Linked DNA regions of Mus musculus: region 1 is linked to region 2. Evidence: chromatin loops called from intact Hi-C (ENCODE). Cell type or tissue: heart. All regions are shown on one strand.

Region 1 (5,000 bases), 92 kb before region 2:
ACGTGAGATGATGAGATCTGTGGGAAGATGGAGACGCTGACGCAGAAGACTGAGTGCACAGCCTAACTGTAATCTCCCTCTTTCTCTCCATCCATCCAACCATCTAAACTGACTGTGTGCAGAATTCAGAAGACCAGAAAGGGCCTGAAAACTGCATAAAAGTCAGTGAAAGGACTTTTAGTAACACAAAGAAACAAAAGCAGTAATTTTGTATTGTTATTAAAAGACAAAACACAAGACCAAACATACCTTTGGTGGGCAGCTCTGAACAACCAAGTCAACCTCAGGGATGTCTAACCCACGGGCAGCAACATTGGTTGCCACCAAAACTCCAAAATTGCCATTTCGGAAACCTTTCAGGGTGATTTCCCTTTGCTTCTGTGGAATGTCGCCATGTAAGGACTGGGCATCCTGCCAAAGAAATCAACTGACCTCAGAATTCAGAATTCTAGACACAACATGACACTGTCCACCTGCAACAAGAGCTCAGCTTGGGCAGGGAATGCCATAAAGTGAAAAGCAGACACCCACTCACCCACCCTCCCCCCCCTCTCAAATTTATATATTTTATGCTCGGTCTGCATGTACACCTGCAGACCAGAAGAAGGCATCAGATCTCACTATAGATGGTTATGAGCCACCACGTGGTTGCAGGGAACTCAAGACCTCTGGAAAAGCAAACAGTACCACTGAGCCATCTCTTCAAACCTTCCCTGTTTTAAAAGATTTATTTATGAAGAGCAGATGTCTTCTTGCACCTGCTTCTTTTTTGTCTCTGTTTGTTTTCCAGAGCTGAGGCCTGAACCTAGGGCCTTGCGCTTGCTTGGCAAGCACTTTACCACGGAGCCAAATCCCCAACCCCTTGCAACCTGCTTCTTACATGGAAAAAATCTTCAAACTGTTTGTAGCTCTCAGCTGTTACATCAACTGTTTCTTTTTTTAAAGATTTATTTTATTTATATGAGTACTTTGTAGCTGTCTTCAGACACACCAGAAGTGGGCATTCGATCCCATTACAGATGGTTGTGAGCCACCATGTGGTTGTTGGGATTTGAACTCAGAACCTCTGCAGTCAGTACTCTTAACTGCTGGGTCATCTCCCCAGCCCACATCAACTCTTTCTAACTACACTCTCCAAGGTTGAGAATATCACCCAAAGGAGACTATACCTACTTTGTAGGTGTAGCTTTACCAGTGAACCACCACCCATGAGGCAGGACTGGTAGATTTCATAAACCCTGACCATCAGAGACACTTCCCCTAATCTAACACAACATGGAAGTCACTGGATAATTGAAATCCAGAATGAAAGCAGAGTCCAAGATAAAAACTCACTGAAGACCCAGGCTTCAGGTATGAAAAGGACCAACCTGCTTTATGCACGTGTTCTGAGATAGCTCCTGGGCATCCTTCTTGGTTTCACAGAAGATGATCGTGCGCCCTTGATGACCACTGTACACTCGGATCACATCCCCAATCACCGCTGCCCTTTCTGTCCAGTGACACTTAATCGCCAGGTGCTGAAGAGAGAAAGGAACACTTACTAAAGCCTAGATGGACATTGCAGCTCCCTTCTCAACTCTTACATCTAATGCTTGGTACAGGAAGTAAACGCAGACCTTACAGGGCTGTCTGCTGCCACCATGGCTTAGAGGGAAAAAAGGAAACTAAATAAACCCAAGTCAGGAGCAGCATGGTCTACCTCCTCCAGGCTTATCCTTTTTCCAAAGAGCATCTGGTTTCATTGCATTCTAATGTAATCAGGAAACACTATTTCCCACACCCCCGCAGGAAACCAAATAACAGACAAGAAAGGCCTGTGCATGCTATGCCCCTTCATCCACTTAAAATACAACCTGCAATAACTACTGTACAGGCCCGCTTTGGGTGAAATGAATTCATCTAGGTACCGGAGCCTAAGATGAAACAGATTCAAGATGACGCACCAGATTGCTCTGCTGCCCACTAGTGGCTGAACTCTGAACGTAACCACTTTGTTTATCTAATTCAAACACAAGGTTCCAAAGACTGAAATCAGGCCGCTAGATGGTGCAATCCAGAAAGCACAGACACCATACATAAAAGAAATGTTAATTGGCTCTGCATAGGGACTGAGTATTTATGTGGAAAAAGAGCTTGGATTTGCTACTATTAAAACTATCAGACAGGAAACAGTGATTTAACTAATTCCGGCAACTAAATGAATCATTTACCTCCACAGTTATAGCTGCTTTCTGAGTCTTTTTACCAATCAGGTCCACCTGTTCGTATGTAGATTTCATGTATTTCTTAGCAACATTAAACACCCAATGAGGGCAAGTTGCAGAGAAAAGCAATGTTTGGGGGTTGTCTTCAGAATCTTGGGGGAAAAAGAAGTCAGTGTGAATAATCCAAGCAAGCCTGCATACACAGCACTCCACCTCACCTGGCACCTCCACACCGCAGCACCATTAACACGGACCACTGGCACCACACAAAAACTGAAATGATCTGTCATCATAATGGATCCCCAAATGACAAAAGTATGTGCAATCAGATTTACTTCCAGCCTCTGTCACTCACAGGAAATCCATCCCAGGAAGGAGGCCTGCCAACTGGACGACAAATCCTGGAAGCCCAGGAACCAACCAGCATAGACCGCTAACCAAGCAGCCCACAACCAAACGAATCCCACAGCAGTTTAGTAGATTAAGAATCTAGAACCAGGGCTAGGGGTGCAATCCAGTGACAAAGCCTTCAGCTTAATCCTCAGCACCCCCAAACGACAAAAGACCCTCAATGTATGTGCTCATCTGGCTTTAGGGACACTACTGCTCTCAGAAGCCCCGAGGACACAAGCTGACAGAACAGGTCCAGTGCACTTTACAGCTGATCAGTAGCTCTACTCATGAAGGTCTGTGTTATAGAACCAACTCCAGGTACTGCAGAACTCCAACTGTGACCAGAACCCTCTGGTATGAGTGACGGTTATAAAACGAGGTAGGTGGTTGAATAAATCACTTGACAAAATTTTAGTATCTTAACAGTACATACACTGAAAACTGTTAGGAACAGTGATCAAGCTGGCACAATACGAATTTTTTCTTTTATTCTCCCAAGCTTTTGTGAATTATATAACCTATTTTTTTTCAATTTCCAAGTTAAGAAAAAAATTTTTTTTAATTTTTCCAAACTTTAGCCAGGTAGTAGTGGCATGAGCCTTTAGTGCTAGTGCTCAGGAAGCAGAGGCAGGAGAGCCTGAGGTCAAGGCCAGCCTTGAGCAGACTGAATTCCCGATAACTAGGGCTACACAGGAAACCCTGTATCAAAAAACAAGTTTTCCCGAGTGTCCTTATTATCTCCTAGAAGACAATTTCACCATGACCCTTCCTGAGGTCCCCTCCACCAGTCCCTTAAATTTGGGGCTTACCTTTCTTGTATGCAACACATAAAATTTCTTCCACTTGATCAGCAAAACCCATATCCAACATCTGGTCGACTTCATCCAGGACAACATGTTTAAGTTTGGTGAGATCTAGCTTGCCATTCTGCAAGTGGTCTTTAATACGACCTGGGGTCCCAACCAGGATATCAATCCCACTCCGCATTCGTTCAACTGTAAAAAAATACCAACGAAAAGAGATGCCTTGTTTTCAAACTCCTTTTATCAACCATGGAGAATCCATTTAAATACTTTTTATTCTAAACTATTACTACACAGCTACAAAGTTAATGACAGCAACAAGGGGCATCCACCCCTCCCTGAATGGCTGGGCCAGTGCACTAACACAATAGGAAAATGATCCACCAGGAAACAGTGGCACAAGAACGACTTCCTGTTCGGCTGGCAGAAAATGTCAAGCCTTCAGACCATAAGTGACACTCTTAGAGAAATAGAAACAGTATTATTTTGGTTTGTTTTGAGACAGGGCATCAGAATGTAGTTCGGAATGTTCTTGAACTCAGCCTTCTTTCCTGCAGTCACTCACTCAAGACTAAAAACCAGGCACCTCCTGTGGGGTGGCTGAGTGGGCATAAGAAAGTGAGAGGGCACAGAAGGGTGACTACTCTATGGAAACACCAGGACCAGAGTGCTCATCCTCTGCGCCTGACGGGGAGGCAATCTGGAGGCTTTCGGACTGTGCTGCTGCTGTAGTCTCCAGACTACACTAGGCATCCTGCGTTATTCAACACAATCTTCACAAGGAGGAAAAACTAAGCAAAGTGGACTCCTGATTAGTATGGGATCAGTCACGATCCAATCAAACTCAGGCCTTCCAAAGCCATGAAGGATGGCTGTGTGCCATCCTCATTGTGTGCCAATGTTTGATCCTCCTTTCCAAGAGACAGCATGGTCCTAATTAGGAAGCACTAGAATGGGACGAAGGGACTGCACCCTTAGCTGATGCTTGTGAAAGAAAGGGCCACTGCAGCAAGAAACGCACATGTAAAAGGGGCGAGACTGACACTGTGTCTGCCCTCTTGAATCATTAGAGCACTGAACACCCAAACCAGGGCTTACCTAGAATCACCTAGGAACCCACTCTTCACCATCCTTAAACAGCAGGCAAGAGAGAAACCCCGACAACAGCCCCCCCCCCCCCAGCTTTTGAATGCACTTACTCTGACCACCGTAGGGTGTTCCACCATAAAAACAAGCTACAGAGAGCTTTTTGGTGATGTCGCTGAAGTCTTTGCTCACTTGATTTGCTAATTCTCTTGTGGGTGCAAGGACTAGCACCTGAAAGAGAGAAAGCCAGGATTTCAAAGTGCTATGTGGTATTTGTCTCTCCACTCCTCCAGAATCCACAACACTCTGTTCGTCCTCCCCATCCTGCCATACACGGAACCAGTCACCATGTGCTCAGAGAAATCCCACATACTACATGGACAGGCGCTAATACCATCCCCAAGCAGTGTTCTAAGAGCCTGTGGTCACACCACTCAGGAGTAAGTGTGCACATACTGCTGCTCCAGAGAACTAGTGAAGAACTAGAGGTCCAGTAAAACAACCTGACATT
Region 2 (5,000 bases):
CAACTGTCTGTAACTCCAGTTCCAAGGGGACCTGACACCCTTACACCAATGCACATAAAATAAATAAAAATTTTTAAAAGGTGGGTTTTTTTTTGTTTTGTTGTTTTTTTGTTTTTTGAGACAAGGTCTCTATGTAGCCTTGGATGTCTTGGAACTCACTATGTAGACTAAGCTGGCTCGGAGTTCCTCCTGTTGGGATTAAAGGTGTGTACTACCAATCCCACCAAGGCTAAAAAACAACAGAAAAAAAAAATAGAAAAAAAAACTTTTTAAAGAAAAAAGGTCCTGGTTCAGAAAGATGGCTCATTGGATAAAAGCATTTGCTGCTCAAATGTATTTGATGGGTTGAGTTCAAGCCCCGGAACTTCTGAATAAAGCTGGAAGCAGAGAACAGACTCCAAAGAGTTTTCCTCTGACCTCCACACGTACACCATGGCAAGTGCCTCTCCCTCCCAATAATATTAAGAAAAGGAAAATAGCGTTCATCCTGTGACCAAATGTTTGCAAAGGTGCTTCTTGGAGTTGCAATGACATGGTTAAAGAGTATCTGTAAAGAATGGCCTGGCTGGCGTTAGCTCCATAGCTCCTGGCCACAATCAGGAGCTGTGGTCTGAGTTAATCATAACCCAGTGTGGGCAGGTTTGGTGTGCCTTCCTTTTTGTAAAGGAAAACGACAAGCTGCAAGCTCCCTCCATTACACTGCATTCTGTTTATGATCCTGTGCCTCTTTGCCAAAGCCTGGACCCTGTTTTCCTCTACTCGTTCCTACAAGGCAGCCTTTGCACGCTGTCATCTATGCCTACCCTAAATGCTGTTCAACCATTTGAGCACCCCTGGAAACCAGGAGCTGGGAATATTCTTCATGTACGTATTCGTGATGTAGGGAGGAGCCACTGCAGCGCTGCACCAGAAAACCCAGACCGCTCCTTAGCCAGCAGATATTTATTGAGTATCTATTATATGCCAGTTGTCTAGGAACTACAGCAAATGGGACACAGTACTTGCCCTCAAGGGGCTCTGGTTGGAATGAGGAGACGTGGGTGGAGGCAATTATAACCCAAAGTAAAGACTACAGCACTCCACTCAGCACTTCTTAGGACATTAGGAGATGCCCAAGGCAGACTATCATGAATGAAAAAAAAAAATCCCTGTGGGGTCTTAGGTCCCAAAGGCATCATGAGAAAGCAGGGGCCATCCTGGAATGTTAGGAAGCACCCTTCACTGCACTTTTGGAATACCCTCTTTATTGATTAGTTACCTCAACTGTTCAACAAAAGGAGAACAATGTGCTTGAAGGCATGCCCCGGGGCCAGCACTTGACAGTATTGGAATAAAGCTGCCTAGAATCTTTTCTCTTTTCTTCCCAAACCAAAGCCATCACGCCTGATGAGCCCGTGTCTCCAGCATCTCCAGCACCCTGAGATTGTTTTTCCTCTAGCACACTCCTTTGGTACTAGAGGTACTTCTTGATCAGTCCTGACTTTTTCCCGGATTCCATAGCCTTTTGACTAGCCACCAATCCTGACAGGTGGTCCTCTCACCTGAAAGGACTGACCTCAGGGCTGGGCACACTCTATTTTTGAGAGATATATTTCTGAAGTTAGGTATTTTGTTCGACTGGTCCATTTGAGATATACTGTTGTTCCACCGTGTGGAGGCAGAAAACATGGATACTCCATCTTTAGCTTCTCGTAAGACTGGCAGCCAGATGGCGAGACTTCCGCCAAGGAGATTTAAAAAGACTTATCTCCTTCATTCTTTCTTCCTGCTTGGATTTTTGTTTTGTTTTCAGACAGGGTCTCATGTAGCCCAGGGTGACTCTGAGCCCCTGATCTTGCCTGCCTCTGCCTCCTGAGTGCTGTGATTAGAGGTGTGTGCTACCACACCTCCGTGCTTGAATCTTAGGTAGATGCAGCTCTCATGACCAGGAGAAAATAAATTGGAGGTCAAACAACCACCTGGGTACACAAGAAGGCAAAACAGAGAGGAGACAAAAATGCCAAGGTTTAGGACAGCCATGCTGAGCTGTGCTTGAGCCAGCTTACCTATCTCTAAGCCTTCTGGTATAGGAGGCAAATCTACACTTTCTTTATACAAGTCATTTTTTTAAAGGCTTTCTAAAATCCCACCAGAACACTCTTCTTTAATCCAAATCTTCCCACTCAAGGACCAATGACATGAGTTGCCTCTTCATGGTTTCTGCTGTAAGCCCTGTGTGTGTCCCAAGGACTTGACTCGAACCTCTGGGCTTGACAGCACAAGATACTTCATTAACCCCTTCACCGCCGGCACACAAGAATGCCACACGGCTGGCCATCTGCAGAAGAGGCCTTATGCTCTTTATGTCCAAGCTGAGCTACAAATGCTCTGAGAGGCAGAAAAGCGGGGGCTGGAGAGATGGCTCAGCGGTTAAGAGCACCGACTGCTCCTCCAGGGTCCTGAGTTCAAATCCCAGCAACCACATGGTAGCTCACAACCATCGTTATTGAGATCTGATGCCCTCTTCTGGGGTGTCTAAAGAGAGGCAGAAAAGCTATGCTTTCAACTAGCATTACAAATTGTTAAGTATTGATGAATAATATAGTCTATCCTAAAACTTACAGGAGACACTCCTCTGGAAGGAAATTTCCTTACTGAATGTGGAAATCATGAGAAATGGGCGTCTAGTATTACAGCCCTGAGAGGCAATGTAATAGCCCAGGAAACAAGCAAATAGAGCTACCTCCACCTGTGTGTTGGGACTGAGGCCATCCTTGACATTTGTCAAAAGAAGTTGCCTTGGTCCTGAAGGAGCCTGGATTCTCACCGACTCCCCAGGTCTCTGTGGATGGGTTTGCCTGGAAGTGGGCGATGGCCAGGATCATCCGCTGCAATGAGGCCTGGGCTCAGTGGTGCCGGGAGCTGGAGGAGACTGCACTTTGTCTCATGAGGTAAACACAATCCTGCCTCCTCCTCCAGACTGTGCACACAGAAGGTCTACCAAAAGCCTTGCAGAGAGCACCTTGCCTGCTCCAAGTGGTTACCCAGGACAATAAAGAATCCAGGGCGTCCTGGCCCTGCTCACAGGTGCCATATCCCCTCTCCCTTCTGGGGGGCAGCTCCACCTGCTGGTCACCGGTTCAATCTGAAAAGCACCATTGGGTTTTGTATCAATGGTCACACATTGTCCAGACTGTCCGCCCAACTCCAGCTGCTTTCAAGCTGATTACAGACTCTTCTGGCTTCCGAGAGCTTTAAAAGATAGAAGCCACATTGGGCATGGTGGTGCAGGCATGGTGGTGCAGCATTTGGGTGGCAGAGGCAGGCAGATCTCTGTAAGTTCAAGGCTAGCCTGGTCTACAGACTGAGTTCCAGGAGAGCCAGGGCTGTACAGAGAAACCCTGCCTCTGGGAGATAGGTCAGTGGCTGAAAGCTCTGGCTGCTCTTGCAGAGGACCCAGGCTTGCCTCCTAGCACATGTCAGCTCACAACTCCGTCAGTCAGTTCCAAGGGATCTGATGCTCATGTCTGCCCTCAGCTAGCACTATGCACACGTGGTGCACAGACATACATGCAGGCAAAACAGCCATACACATAAAATTATAAACTTTTTATTTAAAATTTTTATTAAATTATATAAATCAGTACTGTGCCTTCAGCACACCAGAGTTGAAGGGCAACCTACTTCTGGGGATGTTAATGTCTAGAACAGCCTGGAGGTTCTGGTCAGCCAGACTGAATATCTCTGGGTCCATCAGAATCTTGTTCTGACATTCCTTTCTTCCTTCAATGGTGGTTGCTACAATGTCTCCCTGTCTCCTTGTCAGAGAGTGATTCCTTGTTAGCCCTAGTATCTTTAAAGGTGCTATCTATCCATCTTCCTCTTTCTCAAAATTAGCTACTTTAAGTTTGGCACATTGTCAGGAACAGTGGGCCCCCTGGCCCTTTACAAGACTGAGTGGGTAAGATGGAGGAGTCTGATCCGAGATGCCTTGCGTGCATCCCCTCCAACTCCAGGCAAGCAGCATGGCTGTTCTCAATAATCCATCCGTGATGAAGGGCCTACGTGAGGCATTCCCTCAGCACACACGGCAAGTAGACTGGCTGATGAGTGCTCTTCCATTGGCCCATTGGCCCATTGGCCCATTGGCCCATTGGCCCAATGGCCGTGGAAAGCTAGCCACTGTGCTGGGTGGTGGATCCTCTCTGTGGAGGGTTCCCTGGGACACAGGATAAGAGTATTTTGTGTTCCACTTTCATGTAAGCAGATACACCGAGAACACCCGCCGGTCTGGAACCTGTCCCTCTGGGAGGAAAGTCACACCCAGTCACACAGCCACTTCAACACACATCAGCCCGTTTGTTCCCTCAATATCATCACTTCAGAAGTATCAAGTTGGATGAGCAGTGTTGGAAAGGGAACACAGTGACTCTGATGGCCGCTCCTAAGAGCAGCCTTACTAAGCCCCCTAAATCACCACACCTCTGCCCAGGGGCCATCCACAGACAGGTTCCTCAGTGTGTGTCTGTGTCCTGGCAGTACCTCTAAGGTCCATCAACAGTTTACACGACCTCTTTCTTGGCCTTGCTCAGACCTGGTTCCCTAACCGCCAACCAGAATAAATTCTTTCTTCCTGCCTTTCTTGCTGAGTTCTGGCCCAGCGGAGGAGTTGGACATCTTTAAAAGTCCCCTTGCTTCAGACCTCATTCATTCTCTTAGTCCCCTGTTCCTCCTGTCATGGCACCCACACCCTGTGCTTACTAAAGAACCAGCCCCTTCCCCAGGGCTCCACACACAGACAGATCCTCTCTTACACCGTGTCTGGATCCCTCCACCTCTTCCTCAGGCACAACAGTGCCCTCTGAGGGGACCTAGTCCTCCGAGCCAAGCTAGAGCAGTACGAAGCAGGGTCACAACTCTTGTCTTGGTCCTGCTTCCCACGTGGCCCCATGGCACAGAGCCTGATCTTTGAAGAGTTGCACTTTCTAGAATGTTCCAGAAGGCACAGACTGCTCAGCTTG

Evidence for each region. Hi-C counts contacts between places; a loop is a spot of excess contacts. Peaks named below come from ENCODE experiments on the same cell type or tissue, not always from the same donor. Only the 100,000 strongest peaks of a DNase experiment are listed, where the experiment ranks them.
Region 1: it touches region 2 in a loop (2.4-fold over the local background); 4 of 42 quality-filtered maps call a loop at or near these places.

What each region holds. Positions count from the first base shown.
Region 1 is chr10:62,588,408-62,593,407 of GRCm38, forward strand. It overlaps Ddx21 (DExD box helicase 21), which reads right to left. Exons shown (of 15, transcript NM_019553.2): 5 at 4,603-4,720; 6 at 3,410-3,595; 7 at 2,214-2,359; 8 at 1,371-1,520; 9 at 250-411. Among named protein-coding and RNA genes, the nearest start is that of Ddx21, 11 kb to the right of the region's middle. In heart, no CTCF peak of the experiment used is centred here; a DNase peak (open chromatin) is centred at 1,964.
Region 2 is chr10:62,680,173-62,685,172 of GRCm38, forward strand. All of the region lies in intron 1 of Stox1 (storkhead box 1), which reads right to left. It overlaps Mir7215 (microRNA 7215), which reads left to right and starts at 2,336; the gene lies at 2,336-2,386. In heart, a CTCF peak has its summit at 3,104 (motif pointing left); no DNase peak of the experiment used is centred here.